Regions from separate parts of the Homo sapiens genome. Here region 2 is linked to region 1. The links are chromatin loops, found by intact Hi-C in ENCODE. Cell type or tissue: chondrocyte. All regions are shown on one strand. Each heading gives the region's core, and the rest is flanking DNA. Links, peaks and the distances in the headings are about the cores only.

What was found. Peaks named below come from ENCODE experiments on the same cell type or tissue, not always from the same donor. Only the 100,000 strongest peaks of a DNase experiment are listed, where the experiment ranks them.
Region 2: it touches region 1 in a loop (3-fold over the local background); 3 of 110 quality-filtered maps call a loop at or near these places.

What each region holds. Positions count from the first base shown.
Region 1 is chrX:84,180,907-84,191,382 of GRCh38, reverse strand. It overlaps RPS6KA6 (ribosomal protein S6 kinase A6), which reads left to right and starts at 3,184. Exons shown (of 22, transcript NM_014496.5): 1 at 3,184-3,564. The coding sequence starts at 3,484. In chondrocyte, for the core only: CTCF peaks have their summits at 2,822 and 4,555 (motif pointing right); DNase peaks (open chromatin) are centred at 3,082, 3,162 and 3,572.
Region 2 is chrX:84,120,151-84,130,626 of GRCh38, reverse strand. All of the region lies in intron 8 of RPS6KA6 (ribosomal protein S6 kinase A6), which reads left to right. Among named protein-coding and RNA genes, the nearest start is that of RPS6KA6, 63 kb to the left of the region's middle. In chondrocyte, for the core only: no CTCF peak of the experiment used is centred there; no DNase peak of the experiment used is centred there.

The DNA.
Region 1 (10,476 bases), core at 1,015-9,014:
AATGAGATCTTAAAGTGACATGCCTTAGGGACATTTTCCCCATTATCTTGGCGATTAACATTTGGCTCCTCGTTAATTATGCAAATTTCTGCAGTCAGCTTGAATTTCTCCTCAGAAAATTGGTTTTTCTATTCTATCACATCGTCAGGCTACAAATTTTCCAAACTTTCATGCTCTGCTTCCCTTTTAAACATAAGTTCCAATTCCAAATCGTCTCTTTGTGAATGCATAAAATTAAATGTTTCCAAGGGCACCCAAGTCACCTCTTGAATGATTTGTTTCTTAGAAATGTCTTCCATCATGTACCCTAACTGATCTCTCTCAAGTTCAAAGTTCCACAGATCTCTAGTGCAGTGGCAAAATGCCGTCAGTCTCTTTGTTAAAGCATAGCCAAGAGTCACCTTTATTCCAGTTCCCAACAATTACTCATCTCCATCTGAGACCACCCCAGCCTGGACTTCATTGTATCACTATCGGCATTTTGGTCAAAGCCATTTAACAAGTCTCTAGAAAGTTTCAAACATTCCCACATCTTCCTGTCTTCTTTTGAGCCCTCCAAGCTGTTCCAACCTCTGCCTGTTACATAGTTTGAAAGTCGCTTCCATATTTTCCAGTATGTTTATAGCAGCACCCCACTACCTTGGTACCAATTTATTGTATTAGTCTGTTTTCATACTGCTATAAAGAACTGCTCAAGACTGGGTAATTTATTTAAAAAATAGAGGTTTAATTGACTCACAGTTCATCATGGCTGGGGAGCCCCAGGAAACTTACAATCAAGGCAAAGGGGAAGCAAGGTACCTTCTTCACATGGCGTCTGGAAGAAGTGCCCAACAAAGGAAGGAAGAGCGCCTTATAAAACCATCAGATCTTGTTAGAACTCAGGCACTATCATGAGAACAGCATGGTGGAAACCACCCCCATGATTCACTTACCTCCACCTGGTCCCTCCCTTGACACATGGGGATTATGGGGATTATGGGGATTCAATTCAAGATGAGATTTGGGTGGGGACACAAAGCCTAACCATATCAGGTATGGATGGGATATGGGAATACCTAGAACGCTGAAAAAGAAAGAGGGTGGGACTGAACCTTGAAGTTCCAATAGGCAGAATTGGGAAGAGGAGGGATGATCCAGTAAAGGAGACAGAAAGATGTATAAGAGAAACAATGATGTAGGAGAAAAACAAACATTATTTCGTTCCAGAGGCCAAGTAAAGAAAATGTTTAAAGAAAGAGTAAGTCATGAACTTACATCAAATGCCAGCAAGTGTTCAAGCAAGCTGTCAATAACATGTTTTTGCTGACGGGAGAGATCCAGTAGAGAGAAAAAAATAGATGATGTTAGTGGGGGGGCGGGTTGCAGAACAAAGCCTTTGAGTAGGCAAGAAGGGATGGATGAGACCCAGCGCTCAAAAGGTTGGCAGTACCAGGCACAGCAGCTCAGGCCTGTAATCCCAGCACTTTGAGAGGCTGAGGTGGGCGGATCACAAGGTCAGGAGTTCGAGACCGGCCTGACCAACATGGTGAAACCCTGTCTCTACTAAAAATACAAAAATTAGCCGGGCGTGGTGGCGCACGCTTGTAATCCCAGCTACTCGGGAGGCTGAGTCAGAAGAATCGCTTGAACCCGGGAGGCAGAGGTTGCAGTGAGCCAAGATCGCGCCACTGCACTCCAGCCTGGGCAACAGAATGAGACTCTGTCTCAAAAAAAAAAAAAAAAAAAAGAAAAAGAAAAAAAGTTGGCCCTAGTTAATACTGTCAGTTCAGCCAAATATGAGTTTATGGGTGTGTGCGTGCACACACAGACACACACACTCTCACACATTTTCACGATTTATAGCCCCATGCACCCACTACTTTCGAAGCTTTGACTTTTAGAGAACCCTGTTCGTTAAGCTCACTTTCTCCTCGAGATTTTCAGCAGAGTAAGTGAGAGGACATTATCAGTTATCCTTGTTTGTAATTCAGTGCAATCTCTGTGGCCAGCTTTGCTTCATTAGCTCTTGAGACCAGATGATGAAATAAATGGAGGGCATAGGTCAACAGCCCTAGGTGTAGAAGGGTAAAGGGGGTGGTGTGCCTTTTATGAACGTTAGAAACCTCTCCAAGGTCCTGAGTTGGTTTAGCCGCTGTTACAGTTGCTCTTTTAAGTCTTTGAAGTGTCAAATGTGGAATAACTTTTAAACTTTCAGCTCTGAAGTGTTTTGATGAGAAGCATCTTGATTATCCCCCGTATAAGATTATACTTTATCTCTGTTATATCGCCAGCTCCCAGTACAATGTGTGGCTTAGAGTAGCGAAGTAGTAAAGCTCGCTTTGAAGAAGGTACTAAAAACTATGATTATTGTCACTACAGACCCAACATTCTCAGAGGGGGCTGGAGGATGGGCTAGCTTCGGAATCATGCCTTTGTTGCCACAAGTGGAGTTCATTAAGTGGCATATGTTTGCCTGTGTGTGTGCATGTGTGAAGAGAAACATTGTGTGTTATCAATAGTGTGAAGGCAACCAGCAGGAGCATCCTGAGAGGGACAAGTAAGGTGGGGGCTAGAGAGGACAGGTATATTTATTTTTTTAAATGGGGGTTATCCTGCCTTTACCTTCTAGGAGGATAATGTATGATGTACTAAAATCCCTGCCCTAGTATTTGTCACTAAGTATCGAAATGGGCGTGGTTTGGCATATAAGACACCTGCTCTTCGTGAGCCCTGCAAAGAGATACTCTTGGAGTCCTACCCTTACCCTGATTCCTCAAGTGCTCTGGAGGGTCCCCCAGTTCCAGCATCCTTTTTGAGAATCCTGCCGCCCGCCAGCAATGCTGCTCCGTGGACTTGAGAGGGCCTGCTGAGCATGTGTGAAGAGCGCTGCGCATGCTCCGTGGAGTGGGCAGGTTTACCGAGGCGCTAGCAGGGGCTTTTACTACTGTTCAGTCGCCTCCCCAGCCCAGCACGCCCCCCTCCCCTCTATCCCACCACCCACCACGCGGTCCCCCGCATCCACCCCGCCCCTCTATCCCGCCCCCTTCACCCCAAGCTGGGGAATCTCCATTGACGTTTGGGTGACGCCGCTGTGCCGCCGCCGTGGGGGGGTCCAGGCGCCGCACAGGTAACGCCGCCGCTGCCGCCATATTGACAGAGCAGGGAGCGGGGAGGGGACCCGAGGAAGTGGGGTGTTGGGGGAGTCACCACCGAGCGGCTGTCGTTGTGGTGGCAGTGGTGAGCGCGAGCCGAGCGGCAGCTCTTGGAGAGGCAGCACAGAGTTGTCTTCTCTATGGGAATCACCGGGCGGCGGCGGCGGCGACCCCCAGCTCCCAGCCTCTGAGAGACCCGGCGGCGAGGGCAGCGCTCGCTGAAGGCGGGGCTGGGGGTCGCGGCGGCGGCGGCGGCGGCGGCGGCGGCGGCGGGCCAGTTCAATAGACAGGATGCGCGGCCGCGCCAGCGGTAGGCGGCAGCTCCTGTTTGAGTGCTCCTGAAGGGGAGATGCTACCATTCGCTCCTCAGGACGAGCCCTGGGACCGAGAAATGGAAGTGTTCAGCGGCGGCGGCGCGAGCAGCGGCGAGGTTAGTGTGGTGGCCAAGACGGGCTGGAGCCAACCCCCGCCTCCTTCCCCTCAAGACCTTGGCTGGGGACGGAGAGAGGAGAGGCGTAGGGCCGGGAAGCGGGCTCCCGGGCAAGCCCCCTTGATGCTGCCTCCACTGCCCTTTCGCTGGGGAGCGGGCGGGGATGAGACGGCGGGCTCGGGCTTGCGGAGTGAGTGCAGCCTGGGCCCGGGCTCGGCCTTGGGCGGAGCGCCTGCCTGGCGGGCCACGCCAGAGTTGTTGTGACTAAGTTTCTTCACTTTCCGACCCGAAGGGGAACTGGGGGACTGGCGGGGTGCTGTGCCTGACTCCGCGCGTCCCTTTTTCTCCGCCGCGCCTAGTTTGCTGGCTGGGAACATTTTGGGGGACAGCTGCGGACTCCAGCTCGCTGTTGAACCCCGGACGCTTTACGAACCCAGTGCAACAAACACACCAAGGTGACTAAGTAACTCTGGGGACATTTGCACATAGGCACGAGTGTTCCCTGGTAACAGCTTTCTCGTTTCTCTGTGGCTTGTTATGGTTCCTTGTAATGACCCATGTCGAGATACACTGGCGACCTATCTCCAGTCGCCAGGTTTCAGGTGATGTTCTACTGCTTCCTCTCAGGTCCCCTTGATTCTACTGCACTCTTGCTCCACCCCTTCTCCTTTCCACAACCGCTGTCCCTGCCCCGTTGGTCTGTAAAAGAAGACGCAAAGTAAACCCCAGCCCTTATAAATAAGTCGAATCTTTGGTAAGACTTAGCGAGGTTCAACCAAAATACTTTGGTTCACCTCTCTTCCCACTCTTCTTACTCTGAAACTGTTCTGGTTGGGCTTTGGTCAGCTGTGCAGTGAGAACTTAGATGTACACAGGTGCTTTGTTTTTATTGTTGTTATAAAAGCGGGCAGCATTTAAACACAAAAACGTGTCTTTTGTGATAGAAAGTTGGATCCTTTTCTGATAACTTAATCGACTGCGTACTACTCCAGTAGAGGCCACCATACACCTCCTAAAAATAGTTGGTGAAATTGATTCACAGTAGGATATTTTGAGGTAAGACTCTCAATCCTCGACATCTAAAGGGTGCAACTTTGTCTTCAAGTACTTGCTCCATTTAAAAAAAATACACATTTGGCTGTTGTATGATTACCTTGTTTTTTTTTCTTTAAATTTTTTTGTTATTTATCAACTAAACTGGGGTTAAGATTACATGCTAGAATAACATGTGGTAAGGAATATAGTGGAAATAAATTCAGAAGTACCCTAAATCTGAACCCTCTATACTTACAGGAAATATTTTACTAGTAAACCAAGCAATTCCAATATACGTTTTAATATTTTACATCTCGTAAGAACAAGATAAATGAATAGGCGTTCCTTTCTTGTTGAAATGTGGGAATGCTAACTGTTTGCACAATTGTCTAGCAAGTCTATTGAAGGGGAGAGGAACTTTGTTATATTCATGTATGTAACTTACTGAACTTATAGGCATTTAGTTTATAAAAACAGTTAAATGCTTTGATATAAGGATGGGATGGGAGGTGGGAATCCTTTTGCATGCCTACTATTTTATTATTTCTGTTAACTTTGAATGTAGTATGTTTTAAATTGTAATTACCACATATGGTTTTTTTATTGTTTGCAGTATGTTTTAGGTATTGTAGAGATTTAACAATGGGTCTCTCTACCTCAGCAATTTGGAAAAATACTCGAGTGGAAATTGTTAATCCCTATGAAGTAAAACGAAAGGTGAAGGTAATGTGGTGAAGATAGTATTTCTGCCTTCTTTCTCTAAAACAGTTATGATTGGTTAGATTTAACCCTGCAAGTTACTTAATAAAAAATATTATAGGTGAAAACTAAATGCTACATTTGAACAGACCCACTTAGTACTTAGAAGAGTTTGTTTGTTTTTAATTATATTCTTTTGATAAGAAGTAAACAAGTTTACTTTTGATAATTTATATTTTAATTACAAATTTGTTGATGTTGGCTTTAAAAATGCTAATTTTGAGTACAAGCTCTACAACCCTCAATTGTGATAATTTTAGGACTAAGAGTGTTTTTGTTGTAGAATATATATTTTTAAAATGTGCTAGAATCCTTAAAGAAAATGTAGGTAAGAATCTGTTAACTTTAATGTCAAAAGAAATAATTTCCGTCCATTTCTGTGTGTGTTGAATCTGGTAAGATTAAAGATTATAGACACTACCATATATTTTGGAGTCTTTTTGTATCTTTTACCTGTCTTGCTTGCATGGACAGTTGTTAACCTTTGAATTATCATTCAGAAGTGTGTAAATTGGTTGTTTGAGACTCTTAACATGTTTTCCCACAGGAAAAACTTATTAAGGGTACTTATATTTTTAGATCAGTACATAATAGCGAGGTATAATGATGCCGAGCCTAACCACTGTTTGTAAAATTGTTCTGTGGTGAAATGTGTCAGGTTTCAACCAATAACTAGCTTGGTTCCAGTGAGAGGTAGAGAATGGGCCTGAAAAGGGGAAACCTGGAATCTTTTGGTTTCTGGGAAGAGAGTTCTTAGAAGAGGGGAAATAGGGTAAGCAAGAAACTGATTGTGAGAGCTCTTGCAGGGACTGTCTCAATGAGGTCTACTGGGAATAGGAACTTCAAAGGGCATCACCCCTCACGCAGTCACAATTTAAGCTTTTGACTGGATTCTGTCAGGATCAAGAAAGAGGTTTTACTTGAGATGGGATGGGTATTGGTCATTCCTGGGCAAGGATCATAAAGAACAACCTGTTTGACTAATGTGAACTTTTCATGATTTAATGCCATGCATGTTACAGTTTGTTCGCTTAGTTGTTTGTTTTTTGGTGAGGAACCAAGTGCTTCTTTATCAAGTTGATGATGTAATTTTCACATTTCATATCATAGTAAACGTGTAGTACTTTTATATTATTTCTTTAGCAATGCTGTTTTTATTTAAGCAAGTTAGTTTTTTTTTTTTTTTTTTTTTTTTGAGTCAGGGTCTTTCTATGTCATTGTACATTGTCCAGGCTGGCCTCGAACTCCTGGACTCAAACAATCCTCATGCCTCAGGTTCCCGAGTAGCTGGGACTACAGGTGCTCACAACCATGCCTGTCTAAACAAATTAGTTTTGAGAGTATGTAGTTTACTGATAAAACCAATTTGGGAAAAACTTCTAGTTTTAATTAATTTTCATGAGACCCTATAGTAATAGAGGAAAGAACAGCTTTGAAGGCAGGTAAATCTGGGTTCTTGTCCGAGCTCCATGCCATACTCATGATGTGACACAATCCACGTTACCTAACCTCTCTGAACCTCACTTTCTTTGTCTATAAGTTGGAGAAAAAACATCTTCAAGAGTTGTTATGTAAAGAAAATTCAGTGCTGGGTTTAATAAACTTAGCAAGATGTTTTGCACTTAGTCTCTAGTACACAATAGTTCCTTCTCTTTTCCCACAGTCATCATGCCTCTTCCCATGCCCCTAAAGTCTGAACTATTGTCATCTATGTTAAAATCCTGGGATTCAGATAACCATGGCCTTAGCCGCAGCCTTCCATTTCGTAAGCAGTTTTTCTTAAGACCCCTTCCTAAATTTGATCATTTCATCTAAGTATAGTGGTGCTCTCACTGTGAATGTTTGTAATCACAGATAGGGTGATCCAGAGATAAAATACAAAGTTATATTTAGAAACAGTGGAAGGATAAGAAGAGACAGATAATTTCATTTATTATATCTGGCTGATGAGGTGTTTCATTGAAATTTTTAATTTTTTAAAAAAATTCTGAACTCTTGTCATGGTAGGAATTGGTTCAATTCATGAAGCATTTATTGAGTACAAGGCAGTGCTGTACATAGTGCTGTAATGTGAAATGCCTAAAAATATACCACAGAGTCCCACCCTACCCCCACAGGTTTACATTCAGGTAGTAAGACAGGCATGTATGGAAATTGTTATTGTAAAAGGCACAAGATTATCAACAATGGGGTGGTGGTGGTGGTGGTGGGGGTGGTGGTGGTTTAGGAATGGATCTGGTAAGGCTTTGTGAAGGAGGTGGAATTTGAGCAGGGCATTAGAAAGTGATAATATTTTCACAGACAGATGAAAGGAGCATATTTCACGTGGATGGGCACAATATAAGAAAAGGCATGGAAATGTTCTGAAAGAAGGAAGAATCTGATACTGTTGTAAGTCTGTGATGTGGGAGAGGGGATATAGTGAGAGATAAGGAATGTATTAAAGGTAAGCTAGGCCCAGGTTGAATGGGACTTTTTAAGCCAGTTTAAGGGTTCAATTTTATCTCATAAATAGGAGCCACTGAAGGTTTTTGAGGACATGAGTGACATTATTAGATTTGTGCTTTGAAAAATAATTGACGGTAGTGAGGAATGGGGGAGATATGGAAGGTGGGGAATTCCAGCTAGGAGGCTATTGTGTTAGTGGAAGTAGTAGTGAGATTTTTGAACTAGTACAGAAGGGGTAGAAAAGAGATGACTGATGGGAGAGACCTGGCAGAGGTAGAATAGTTACAATTTGGTAACTGATTAGATGTTGGAGAGTAAAAAGAAATAACAAACAATTGAGATTAGAAGCGTCCTGGTAGGAATTAATTCAATGTAACAGGTATTTAATGCATACCTGCCAATATAAGTCTCTGTATTAGCCACCAGACTAATATAAAAATAAATAGATCTTTGCAGTATAGGGAGATAGAAAGCTAAAATGAAATCTCCCCTTTCTAATATTGTATTGAATAATAGCATTCCACTCTGAAGGTTTCTGATCGTGCTTAGAATGCTTAAATTCTTTACTACCAAAGGTGAATACACTTATTACTAGCTAAAACATTTTTAATTCTTTTTAAATGGGCCTTAGGCCTGTAATTCTTGTTTCACCAATGTTCATCTTCAGTAGTCAGCAGCCGTGAGTACAGAGTCCTATTCTGAAAATAATGACCAGTACTTATTTCTGGAATGTGGAAGGAGAGCAGGGACATCTGTATTTTTTCTATGCTTTCACCAGGTTTATTTGGAATAGACAAGCGGGGAGGAGTCAGAGGGCAGTGGCCCCTCCCTGCCACAGGTGCCTTCTCAGTTCCTCCAAGTCAATCTTTCTTTAAGCCAGTCTGATCTGGAAATATTCAGGTCAGTTCCTTCAGGGCAGGTCCTCTATATTTCCCTACCTTGATTAGTTCATCAAGAGAGCTAATCATTACCTCTGTGTTCCATGATAAGGCCTACTGATAGTGTAGTTGCTTTTCTGGGCCATATTGTTTTAGTACCTACCCTCTCATAGTCTCTCTCATCTAGAATTTTGATGAGGAAATGCAAGATTTTTTTCCCTTCCTGTAATTTCTTTCTTGGTGCTATCATTGTATGTAGCAGCGGTTCTTAAGATTTGATAAGCACTTGGAATCTTGAGGTATAAGCCTTTCAGTACTTTGTCAGAATTTGCTATGTAATGTTTATTCATTTATGTTATTTCCAAGGATTATTTACTGTTGCTGCCAATATTTTTTTTTGTTGTGTATTTTCTTTATTTTTGTTTGTTTTTAGGTAGGAAAGGAGTTAGATGGGAGAGAGATTTAGAGAGCTGAGCTAAATCTGGCTTTTGCAGATAAGAGACGTTTTCTAAATTGCCCTGGAGACATTCTGTAACTGATTTCACTGCTAGATTTTAATCTGTATCTCTACATTAGAAACAGGTCCTGCTGTAGTTTTGTGTGCACGTGTGTGTGTGTGTGTGTGTGTGTGTGTGAGAGAGAGAGAGAGAGAGAGAGAGAGACAGAGAAAGAGGGAAGGTGGAGTAGAGTGCATGTGTGTTACTTGTGATTTGCTTCATTTTACCAAGCATTTGAGATGGTATATGGGAAATATAATCTGATAACTATTTTGATATTGAGGATAAGGGAAAACAAAGTAGGAGATATATGAAAAGGGTGGAGGGTAGGGGATGAAGGGTAAAATAGAGCACAAATAAGCAGGCTGTAAGGGTCTATGACATGTTTAAAATATAGTTGAATTATAAATTTGGCCTTGAGTTTTCTTAGCTGGTTTTTCTCAACTCTGGCTGTGTGTTATATTTACCTGGGAGTGTAAAAAAATTATCCATGCCAGTGTTCCACTCAGAGATTCACATTTAACTAATCTAGAGGGGGCCTGGGCATCTATTCCCCAGATGCTTATGATGCACAGCCAGGGTTAAAAACCACAGCTCTAGGCCAAAGTAAAAAAAGAAATAGTCACGTAGTTGTCATTATTCAATAGGAAAAAAAGAATATTAATTTGTAAGCTAGCAATTAGCTCTGCAGTAAATTATCTGTGAATTGTGATATTTTTCTGTGTGTTTTATTTTGTTGTTGTTTTAAGATATGACTGGAGCCAAATTGGGTTGTTTGAACTGCCCTGTATGTTCTTGCTCTTTAGTTTTGAGGAATTTGCTTTTCCAGTAGCATTAAAAACAAAATTTAGTACCGTAGCTAGTTTTGATATAGTTCAGCCATATAACTAAGAGGTTAAATAACTTGTTCACCCATTTTACTAGCTGAGTAAGGAGATAGTGACTCTGTTTTGAATGACAAATATCCCATTACATCTCTAACAAAAAATTTCAAAACCCATGGGTAATTATTACTAAGAAATCCCTCTGCCTCTCCTGTAAAGTGATTGAAGACAAACTTTAAGAGGAAATATAGCAATTTAAACACCCAATACAAATTTTTTAACCTGAAAAAACGTTGGAATCCATTCCATTTAAAGGTATCGAATCTTAAGGGAGAAAGAGATAATAGCGTTTATTGAGCATGAACTATGTACCAGCTAGTACTAGATGCATCATAGATTATCTCAGTTTTATTCATTCTTCAAAACATCTTGGTAAGACAGTTATGTCTTTTTAACAGAATAGAAAGATAC
Region 2 (10,476 bases), core at 1,282-9,281, 61 kb after region 1:
ATCCATTCCTCAATGAGGAGGCATTTGAGTTATTTCCTGCTTTGGGCAATGATGAATAAAGCCACTGTAAAACTTCATGTATAGGTTTTCTTTTTACCATAAATTTTTATTTCAGTTAAGTAAATACATAAGGAGTGAGATTAGTTGATCATATGTTGAGTATATTTAACTAAGTGAGAAAACTTCAAACTGATTTCCAAAGTGGTTGTAATATTTTGTATACCCACCCACAATGTCCAGTGGATCTGTATCCTCACTAGCATTTTGTATTGTTAGTATTTTTTATTTTAGCTATTCTAATAGGCATTAGGTAGAATTATCATGGTTTTATTTTGTATTTTTCTAATAACTAATGACACTAAGCACATTTTCATATATTTATTTCTTTGAGAAGTGTCTATTCAGATCTTTTGCCCATTAAAAAATTGGATTGTTTGTTTGGTTTTCAGCCTAGAATGTTTTATATTTTTTAAAATTTAAATTTAAATTTTGTGGGTACATACGTGTATATATTTATGTGTTGTATGAGATATTTTGATACAGGCATGCAATGCCTAATAATCACATCAGGGTAAATGGGGTATATACATCACCTCAAGCATTTATCCTTTATATTACAAACAATCCAATCATATGCATTTAGTTATTTAAAAATGTATAATTAAATTATTTTTGACTATACTCACCCTGTTGTGCTAGCTAATATTAAGTCTTATTTATTCTAACTATTTTTTGCACCCATTATCCATCCCTCATCCCCTAAGTCCCTTCCCCCGTACCCTTCCCAGCCACTAGTAACCATCCTTCTACTCTATTTCCATGAGTTCAATTATTTTAATTTTCATCTCCCATAAATAAGTGAGAACATAAGTTTATTTTTCTGTGCCTGGCTTATTTCAGTTAACACAGTGACCTCCAGTTCCACTCACAATGCAGATGACAGGTTCTTACTCTTTTTTATGGATGAATAGTACTCTGTTGTGTATAAGTGCCACATTTTCTTTATCCATTTGTCTGTCAATGGGCATTTAGATTGCTTTCTTATCTTGGTTATTAAAAACAGTGCTGCAGCAAACATGGGAGTACAGATATCTCTTCATTGTACTGATTTCCTTTCTTTTAGGTTTGTACCCAGCAGTGGGATTAATGGATCATATGGTAGCTCTGTTTTTAGTTTTTTTTGAGGAACCTCCAAACTGTTCTCCATAGTGGTTGTGCTGATTTACATTCTCACCAACAGCGTATGAGGTTTCCTTTTTCTCTCCATCCTTGGCAGCATTTTTTTATTGCCTGACTTTTGAATAAAGGCCTCATTTTAGGGAGAAATTATATCTCATTGTAGTTTTGATTTGCATTTCTCTGGTGATCAATGATGTTGAGCACCTTTTCATATGCCTGTTTGCCATTTGTATGCTTTCTTTTGAGGATTTTTTATTCAGATCTTGTGCTCATTTTTTAATTGGATTATTAGACTTTTTCCTGTAGAGTTGTTTGAGCTCCTTATGTATTCTTGTTACTAATCCCTTGTCAGATGGGCAGTTTGCAAATATTTTCCCTTATTCTGTGAATTGTCTCTTCATGTTATTGATTGTTTCCTTTGCCGTGCAGAAGCTTTTTAACTTGATGTGATCCAGTTTGTCCATATTTGCTTTGATCACCTGTGCTTGTGGGCTATTACTTAAGAAATCTTTGCCCAGTCCAATATGCTGGCAAGTTTATCCAATGTTTTCTTGTAGTAGTTTTATTGTTCAAGGTCTCAGATGTAAATTTTTAATCCATTTTGTTTTTATTTTTGTATATAGCAAGAGCTAGAGATGTAGTTTCATTCATCTGTATATGCATATCCAGTTTTCCTAGCACCATTTATTGAACACACCGTCCTTTACCCAATGTATGTTCTTGGCACCTTGTCAAAAAGGAATTTACTGTAGATACATGGATTTATCTCTGGGTTCTCTATTCTGTTCCCTGTTCTATGTTTCTGTTTTTATGACAGTACCATGTTACTATAGCTTTGTAGTATAATTTGAAGTTAGATAATGTGATTCCTCCAGTTTTGTTCTTTTTGTGTAGGTAGCTTTATCTATACTGGGTATTTTGTGGATCCATATAAATTTTAGGACTTTTTTTTCTATTTCTGTGTAGAATCTCATTCTACTTTGAAAGGTATTGTGTTTAATCTGTAGATTGCTTTGGGTAGTATGGACAATTTTAACAATATTGACTCTTTCAATTCATGAACTTGGAATATCTTTCCATTTTTTGTGTGTCTTTCTCAATTTCTTGCCTCATTTTAGTACATTCCTTTTTACATGTCTTTAATTTCTTTTTATCAGTGTTTTGTAGTTTCATTGTAGAGATATTTTACTTCTTGGTTAATTACTATGTATTTGATTTTATTTTTAGCTATTGTAAGTGGCATCACTTTCTGGATTTCATTTTCAGATTGTTCTCTGTCGGCCTGTAGAAATGCTACTGATTTTTGTGTGTTCATTTTGTATCCTGCAACTTTGCTGAGTTTGTCAGTTCTAATAGTTTCTTGGAGGAGTCTTTAGGTTTTTCCAAATGTAAGATAATACCATCAGTAAAAAAGGATAATTTGACTTCTTCCTTTCTCACTTGGATGCCCTTTTTCTTTCTCTTGTCTGATTGCTCTGGTTAGGACTTGCAGTACTATGTTGATTAACAGTAGTGAAAGCAGGCATCCTCATTGTGTTCCAGGTCTCAGGGGAAAGGATGACAGTTTTTCCCAATTCAGTATGATACTAACTGTGGGTGTGTCATATATGGCTTTGATTATGTTGAAGCATGTTCCTTCTATACCCAATTTTCTGAGGGTTTTTTTTTTTATCATGAAGAGATGTTGAGTTTCATTGGGTGCTTTTTCAACATCAGTTGAAATCATCATGTGGTTTTTGTCCTTCTTTTTGTTGGTATGATGTGTCATATTAAGTGATTTGCATATGGTGAACCATCCTTGCATACCTGGGACAAATCTCACTTGGTCATGATGAACAGTCTTTTTAATGTATTATTGAATTCAATTTGCTAGTATCTTGTTGAGGATTTTTGCATTATTATTCATCAGAGATATTGGCCTGTAGTTTTTTGTTGTCTTATCTTTGTCTGGTTTGGGTATCAGGGTAATACTTGCCTCATAGAATGACTTTGGGAGTATTCCCTCCTGCTCTATTTTTTGGAATATTATGAACAGGATTGGTATTAATTCTTCTTTAAATGTTTGGAGGAGTGTAGCACTGAAGCCATCAGGCCCTGGGCAGTTCATTACTGGGAGACTTTTTATTATGATGTTGATCTTACTAATTGTTATTGGCCTCTTCAGGTTTTGGATTTCTTGGTAGGTTTTACGTGACAAGGAATTTGTCCATTTTCTCTAGATTTTCCCATTTATTGGCATGTAGTTGCTCATAGTAGCCACTAATGACCCTTTGAATTTCTGTGGTATCAGTCGTAATATTTCCTTTTTCATCTCTAATTTTAATTATTGGGGTCTTCTCCCTGTTTTTCTTTGATAGTCTGGCTAATGGTTTATCAATTTTGTTTGTTTTTTCAAAAAGCAAGTTTTTATTTCATTGGTCTTTTATATTATTTTCCTCATTTAAAATTCATTTATTTCTGCTCTGATATTTATTACTTCTTTTCTCCGACTAATTTGGGTTCAATTCACTTGCTTCTCTAGTTCTTTAAGATACATCATAAAGTTATTTGAATTTTTTTTTGATGTAAGCACTTTCAGCTATAAATTTCCATCTTAGTACTGCTTTCACTGTATTCCATAGGATTTTTTATGTTGTATTTCTATTATCATTAATTTCAAGAAATTTTTAAATTTCTTTCTTAATTTTTTTATTGACTCTCTGGTCATTCAGGAACATATTGTTTTATTTCTATGTGTTTATATAGTTTACAAAATTCCTCTTGTTGTTGACGTCTAGTTGTATTCAGTTGTGATCACAGAAGATGCTTGATATTATTTCAGATTTTTGAATATATTAAGACTTGTTTTGTGATCTAACATATGGTCTATTCTTGAGAATGATCCATGTGCTGAGGAGAAGAATGTGTATTCTGCAGCCTTTGGATGAAATGTTCTGTAAGTATCTATTAGGTCCACTTTTTCTATGGTGCAGATTAAGTTCGATATTTCATTGTTGAGTTTTCTGTCTGGGAGATCTGTCCAATGCTGAAAGTGGGGTGTTGAAGTCACCGGCTGTTACTGTATTGAGTTCTATATCCCTCTTTATCTCTAATAATATTTGCTCTGTATATATGGTTGCTCCAGTTTTGGGTCCACAGATATTTATAATTTTTCTATCTTCTTGCAGGATTGACCCCTTTATCATTATATAATGACCTCCATTTCCCTTCTTATAATTTTTGCCTTCAAATCTATTTTGTATGATATAACTACTCCTGCTCCTTTGTGGTTTCCATTGGCATGGAATATCTTTTCCCATTTCTTTATTTTCAGTCTGTATGTATCTTTATGGGTGAAGTGTGTTTCCTGTAGGCAACAGATCATTGTTTCTTGTTTTTTCATGGTTCATCCAGTCTGTGTATTTTGATTGTTTAGTCCATTTACATAAAATGTTATTATTAATAAATCGGGACTTACTCATGCCATTTTTTTAGTTGTTTTCTGGTCTTCTCTTCCTTGTTTTCTTCCTCCCTGCCCTCCTTTTACTGAAGGTGATTTTCTGTGGTGCTGTGATTTAGTTTCTTTCTCTTTATTTATTTATTTATGTATTTTTTGAGATGGAGTCTTGCTCTGTCGCCCAGGCTGGAGTGAAGTGGTGCAATCTTGGCTCACTGCAAGCTCCACCTCCCGGGTTCACGCCATTCTCCTGCCTCAGCCTCCCAAGTAGCTGGGACTACAGGCACCTGCCACCACACCTGGCTAATTTTTTGGTATTTTTAGTAGAGACAGGTTTCACCGTGTTAGCCAGGATGGTCTCAATCTCTTGAACTTGTGATCTGCCCGCCTCGGCCTCCCAAAGTGCTGTGATTACAGGCATGATCCACCACACCCAGCCTTTTTCTCTTTATTTTTTGCATATCTGTTGTATGTTTTTCGGTTTGAGAATACCATGAGGCTTGCCAATATGATCTAATACCTCTTATTTTAAACTGATGAAAACTTAACACTGATTGTCCAAACAAACATGCAAAAAAACCTGATAAAAACACTACACTTTGAATTCATCCCCCCACTTTTCAAGTTTTCATTGCTTCTCTTTATGTCTTATTGTACTATGTTTTGAAAAGTTTTTGTAGTTATTATTTGATTGGTTCATCATTTAGTCTTTCTACTTAAGAGGAATTTATACCCCACAATGACAGCATAATAATATTCCCTGCATTTTTCTTTATGCTTACTATTATAGTGAGTTTTGTACTTTCAGATGATTTCTTCTTGCTTATTACATACTTTTCTTTCAGATTGAAGAACTCCCTTTAGCATTTCTTATAAGACAGGTCTGGTGTTGATGAAATCTCTCAGTTATTGTTTGTCTGGGAAGATCTTTATTTCTCCATCATGCATGAAAAATATGTTTTGCCAGTTATAATAGTATAAAGTAATTTTTTTTCAGCACTTTAAATATGTCATGCCACTCTCTCCTAACCTGTAAAGTTTCCACTGAAAAGTATGCTGCCAGGTGTATTGGGGCTCCATTATGTCATTTGTTTATTTTCTCTTGCTGCTTTTAGGATACTTTATCAATGAACTTTTGGAGTTTGATTATTAAATGCCTTGAGGTAGTCTTCTTTGGTTTAAATCTGTTGGATGTTCTATAACTTTCTTGCACTTGTATGTTTATTTCTTTCTCTAGGTTTGGGGAGTTCTCTGATATTATCCCTTTGAATACACTTCTTATCCGTCTTTCTCTGTCTACTTTCTATTCAAGTCCAGTAGCTCTTAGACTTGCCCCTCTTTGGCTGTTTTCTAGATCTTGTAGCCATGCTTTATTCTTTTTTTTTTTTAATTTTGTCTCCTCTGTGTATTTTCAAATAGCTTGTCTTCAAGCTCACAAATTATTTTCACTCCTTGATCAGTTCTTCTATTAAGAGACTGTCATGCATTCTTTGATATGTCAAGTTGCATTTTTCAACTCTAGAATTTCTACTTGATTCTTTTTAATTATTTTAATCTCTTTATTAAAGTTATCTGATAGAATTATAAATTCCTTCTCTTCGTTATCTTTAGTTTCGTTGAGTTTCCTCAACAGAGCTATTTTGAATTATCTATCTGAAAGCCTGCATATCTATCTGTTTCTCCAGAATTGGTTCCTGGTTCCTTATTTAGTTCATTTGGTGAGGTCATGTTTTCCTGGATGGTCTTGCTGCTTGTAGATGCTTGGGAGTGTATGGGCATTGATGAGTTAGATTTTTAATTTGGTCTTGGACTCCGGGCTTGTTTGTACCTGTCCTTCTTGAGAAGACTGTACAGGTATTCGCTGGGAGTTGAACCCCAAGCCCAATAATGCTGTGGTTTTATAGGCTCCTAGAGGTACCCCATTGGTGGCCTTGGATAAATTCTGGAAGAATTCTCTGTATTACCAGTCAGAGAACCTCATTCTTTTCCATTATTTTCTCCCAAACAAATGGAGTCTATCTCTGTGCTGAGCCACCTGGAATGGGGATGTGGTTATGCAATCACCCCTATGGCCGCCACCACACAGACTGCATTGAATCAAACCGGAAGCCAGCACAACACTGGGTCTCGACCTTGGCTCACTATAACTACTACCTGGGTAAAACCTATTTTCACTCAAGGCCATAGTGCTCTACAGTCAGCAGATGTTAAGGCCAAACAGGTTTGTGTCCTTCCTTTCAGGGCAATGAGTTCCCCCAGGCCCCGGGCAGGACCAGGCATGCTGTCTGGGAGCCAAGGATTAGAGTCAAATACCTTAGAAATTTACCTGAAGTTCTATTCTACTGCAGCTAAGCTGGCACTCAGACCATAATCCAGAATCTTTGTTGCACTTCCCTCCCCTCTCCACAGGGAGAAGGGCCTCTCCCTATAGCCATCAGCACCAGCAGCCCATAGCAGGGGTTCTGCCAGGCCACTGGCAATGTTCACTTAAAGCCCAGTGGCTCTTCAGTCAACAAGTGGTGAATGCTGCCAGGCTGGGAACTCGTTCTTCAGAGCACTGGGCTCCCATATGCCCCAGGGCAGATCCAGAAATTATATCCAAGAGCCTAGGCTCAGACTCAAGAGACCTCAAGAGCCTGCTTATTGGCCTACCCCACTGTGGCTGAGCTGGTACCTAAGGTGCATTACCTTTCTGTCTGCTTTTCTCAAACAGAAGGAATCTTTTTCTGTAGCTACCACAGCTCTCAATTTGTTGGATCACACCTGAAGCCAGCATTTCTCAGAGCCCAAGGCCCATGGTGTACTACCTGGGTATATTGCTGCTGGTGGTTGTTCATGGCCCAAGAGCTCGTTAATCAGCAGGCAATGAATCCTGCCAGGACTGGGTTCTTCTCTTCAAGACAGTGGGTTTCCTTTTGGCCCAGGATGTGTCTAGAAATACCATCCATGAGCTAGGGCCTGGAATGGGAACCTCACAACTCTGCCCAGTGTCCTGTCCTACTATGGCTGAGCTGATATCTAAGATGCAAGACAAAGTCCTCTTTACTTTTTGTTCCTTCCTCCTTAAGCAGAAGGAAGGAGTCACTTTTGTTGCTGTGCTGTCTGGGGTTGGGGGAATGGTGGCACAAGTACTCCCTTAGCCACCCTGGCTGGTATCTCCCTAGGTCACATGCCACCCTAGTCCACTGGCTCTAATTCCAGTTCAACACTAGTAGTTGCCTAGGAATTGCAGGGTTTGCATCTTAGACTGCCTTTTAAGTTTACCTAGGACCCCAGAGCACTTTGGCCCAAGATGGCGAGGCTTGCTGAGGAGTTCAAATTTAGACCACTGGGACAGGCAATTCCCTTCTGTCTAGTTCTTGTCCAAAAGCTTCCTCTGGCCGGGTGCAGTGGCTCATGCCTATAAACCCAGCACTTTGGGAGACCGAGGTGGATGGATCATCTGAGGTCAGGAGTTCGAGACCAGCCTGACCAACATGGTGAAACCCTGCCTCTACTAAAAGCACGAAAAAAATTAGCTGCCCGTGGTGGCGGGCGCCTGTAATCCTAGCTACTCAGGAGGCTGAGGCAGGAGAATCACTTGAACCCGAGAGGCGGAGGTTGCAGTGAGCAAGACTCTGTCTCAAAAAAAAAAAAAAAAAAAAAAAAAACTTAAAAAAAATAACAAAAGCTTCCTCCATATGTGGGTGCTGGCTGAGGCCAGCATGACTTTGCTGTCTGCTGTAACAGGGCAGCACTGAATTCAATGTAAAGCCCCCCAGTTGCTGAGCTTTCCCTCCCCTATCTGCAAAGACTCTCCTCACTGCATGGCTGCTGCTGGGGCATGGGGAAGGGGTGTCATCAGTGATTCATGACTGTCTCTTCTACCCTCTTCAGTGCCTCTTTCAGCAATATGAAGTTAAAACTAAGTACTGTGATTACTCACCCGATTTTTGATTCTTGTGATGGTGCTTTTCTGTGTGCAGAGAGTTGTTAAACTTTGGTGTTCCTGCAGAAGCTACAAATGGTATAGGCTTCTATTTTGCCATCTTGCTCCATCGTTTCCTCCTGTAGCTTCTTTTTCATTTTCTTAATACCATTTTCTGAAGAACAGTTTTGTTTATTTTGATGATGTCCAGTTTGTCATTATTTTTCTTTTATGGATTATACTTTTGATGTATCTAAGAAATCCTTGTCTAACCCAAGATCACAAAGAATTTCTATTTTCTTTTTTGTAAATTTTATAGTTTTAGGTTTTACATGGTTTACGATCCATTTTGAGTTAATTATTTATGGTATGAGGATGAATTTTTCTATATCTCTATCCTACTTGTTCTGGTACCATTTGTTGAAAAGACTGCTTTTTCTCCATGGAATTGCTTTTGCACCTTTGCAAGAAATTAAGTGACAATATAGAGCCAGTTCTGTTACAGTGTGACATATGTGATCTAAATCACTGCAGTATGCATAAATCCATAGTATATAAACCACAGAACTTATGGGGAAAAGGAGGCAAGGGGCATAACTTTAAAATGTTTGATCAGTGATACACAAAAGAAAAGAAAGTAAAAAGGGTAGCATTGTTCTGTATGTTCTAAATGATTAAGAAATACATAAAGACTGCAATAAATACAGTTCCTTACCTTGAAAAAGACCCGAAGTTTGCTTGTGGAAGTGGGTGTCAGAAAAGTTACAGTTTGTAAGTTATAATGATGTAGTGGAAGTTAGATTATCTGGAATTGGAAGGAAAATTTTAACGCTAGAGGTGGACAGGAGTGGCTCATAACAAATACAGTGAATTAGCTGGTAGATGTTTGAGGTGTGTGCATATGTGCATTTTATGTATTTCTACTTTCCTAAGCTCAGCTGATTCAGTTTTCTGTGCTCATGTAACGCTTCCTGCAGACAAAATCACTGATAAGCCAGTGTGAAATTCACGTTATACTTAGATTGTTTGCTAAGATATCAATTGCATTAGAACAAATTTGCATTTTCAAAAGAAGCATTATAGCAGAATTAACTGTATATGTCAGTCTATCATTGTACACTCTTCTGTTCCATTGATATATATGTCCAACCTTTTTCCGGTACCCCACTATCTTGATTACCGTAGCTTTATAGTAAGTGTTGAAGTCAGGTGTAGTGTAAGTCCAACTGTTTTCTTCCTTTTCAAAATTGTTTGGACTATTTTATTTTCTTGACTTTTTTATACAAATTGTAGAATCAGCTTATTGATTTCTACAAAAGAAATTTTGCTGGGATTTTATTGAAGTTTCATTGAATTGGTATATCAGTTTGGGGAGAATTGATACCTTAACAACATTAAATCGTCCAATTCATGAACATGGTATAACTTCCCATTTATTTAGGTCTACTTTGATTTCTTTCATCAGTGTTTCCAGTTTTCAGCATATAATTCTTGCATATATATTTTATAGCTGTAGATGTATATTTATACCTGTAGATTTCATGTTTGATATTTTTGGTGGTATTATAAATGGTACTTTTTAAATTTCGTCTTCCAGTTGTTCATTAGTAATACCAAGAAATAAGATTGATTTTTATTATTGACATCTTTAGCTCCTTGAAGGCTTTGAACAAAAATGGAAGCTCACCAAAGCCAAAGCAAAATTTGCTTTTTTAATATTTTAAAAAGTATAAGTTACTATTTCTGTTTTGTCTTAGTCTATTTTAAAACTTAGATCAATACGGCAGCTTTGATTTAATTGTTGTTCCCTCACATTTTTTGCACTATATTCTAGTGTAGACCTGAAAGCATGTATTTTGAGGATGAGATTTCATGGAAGGATCTTTAAATGACCTTAAAGAGTATTGTTATGAAATACAGGCTGCTTTCTCTTATTGATCTCACAGGAACTTTC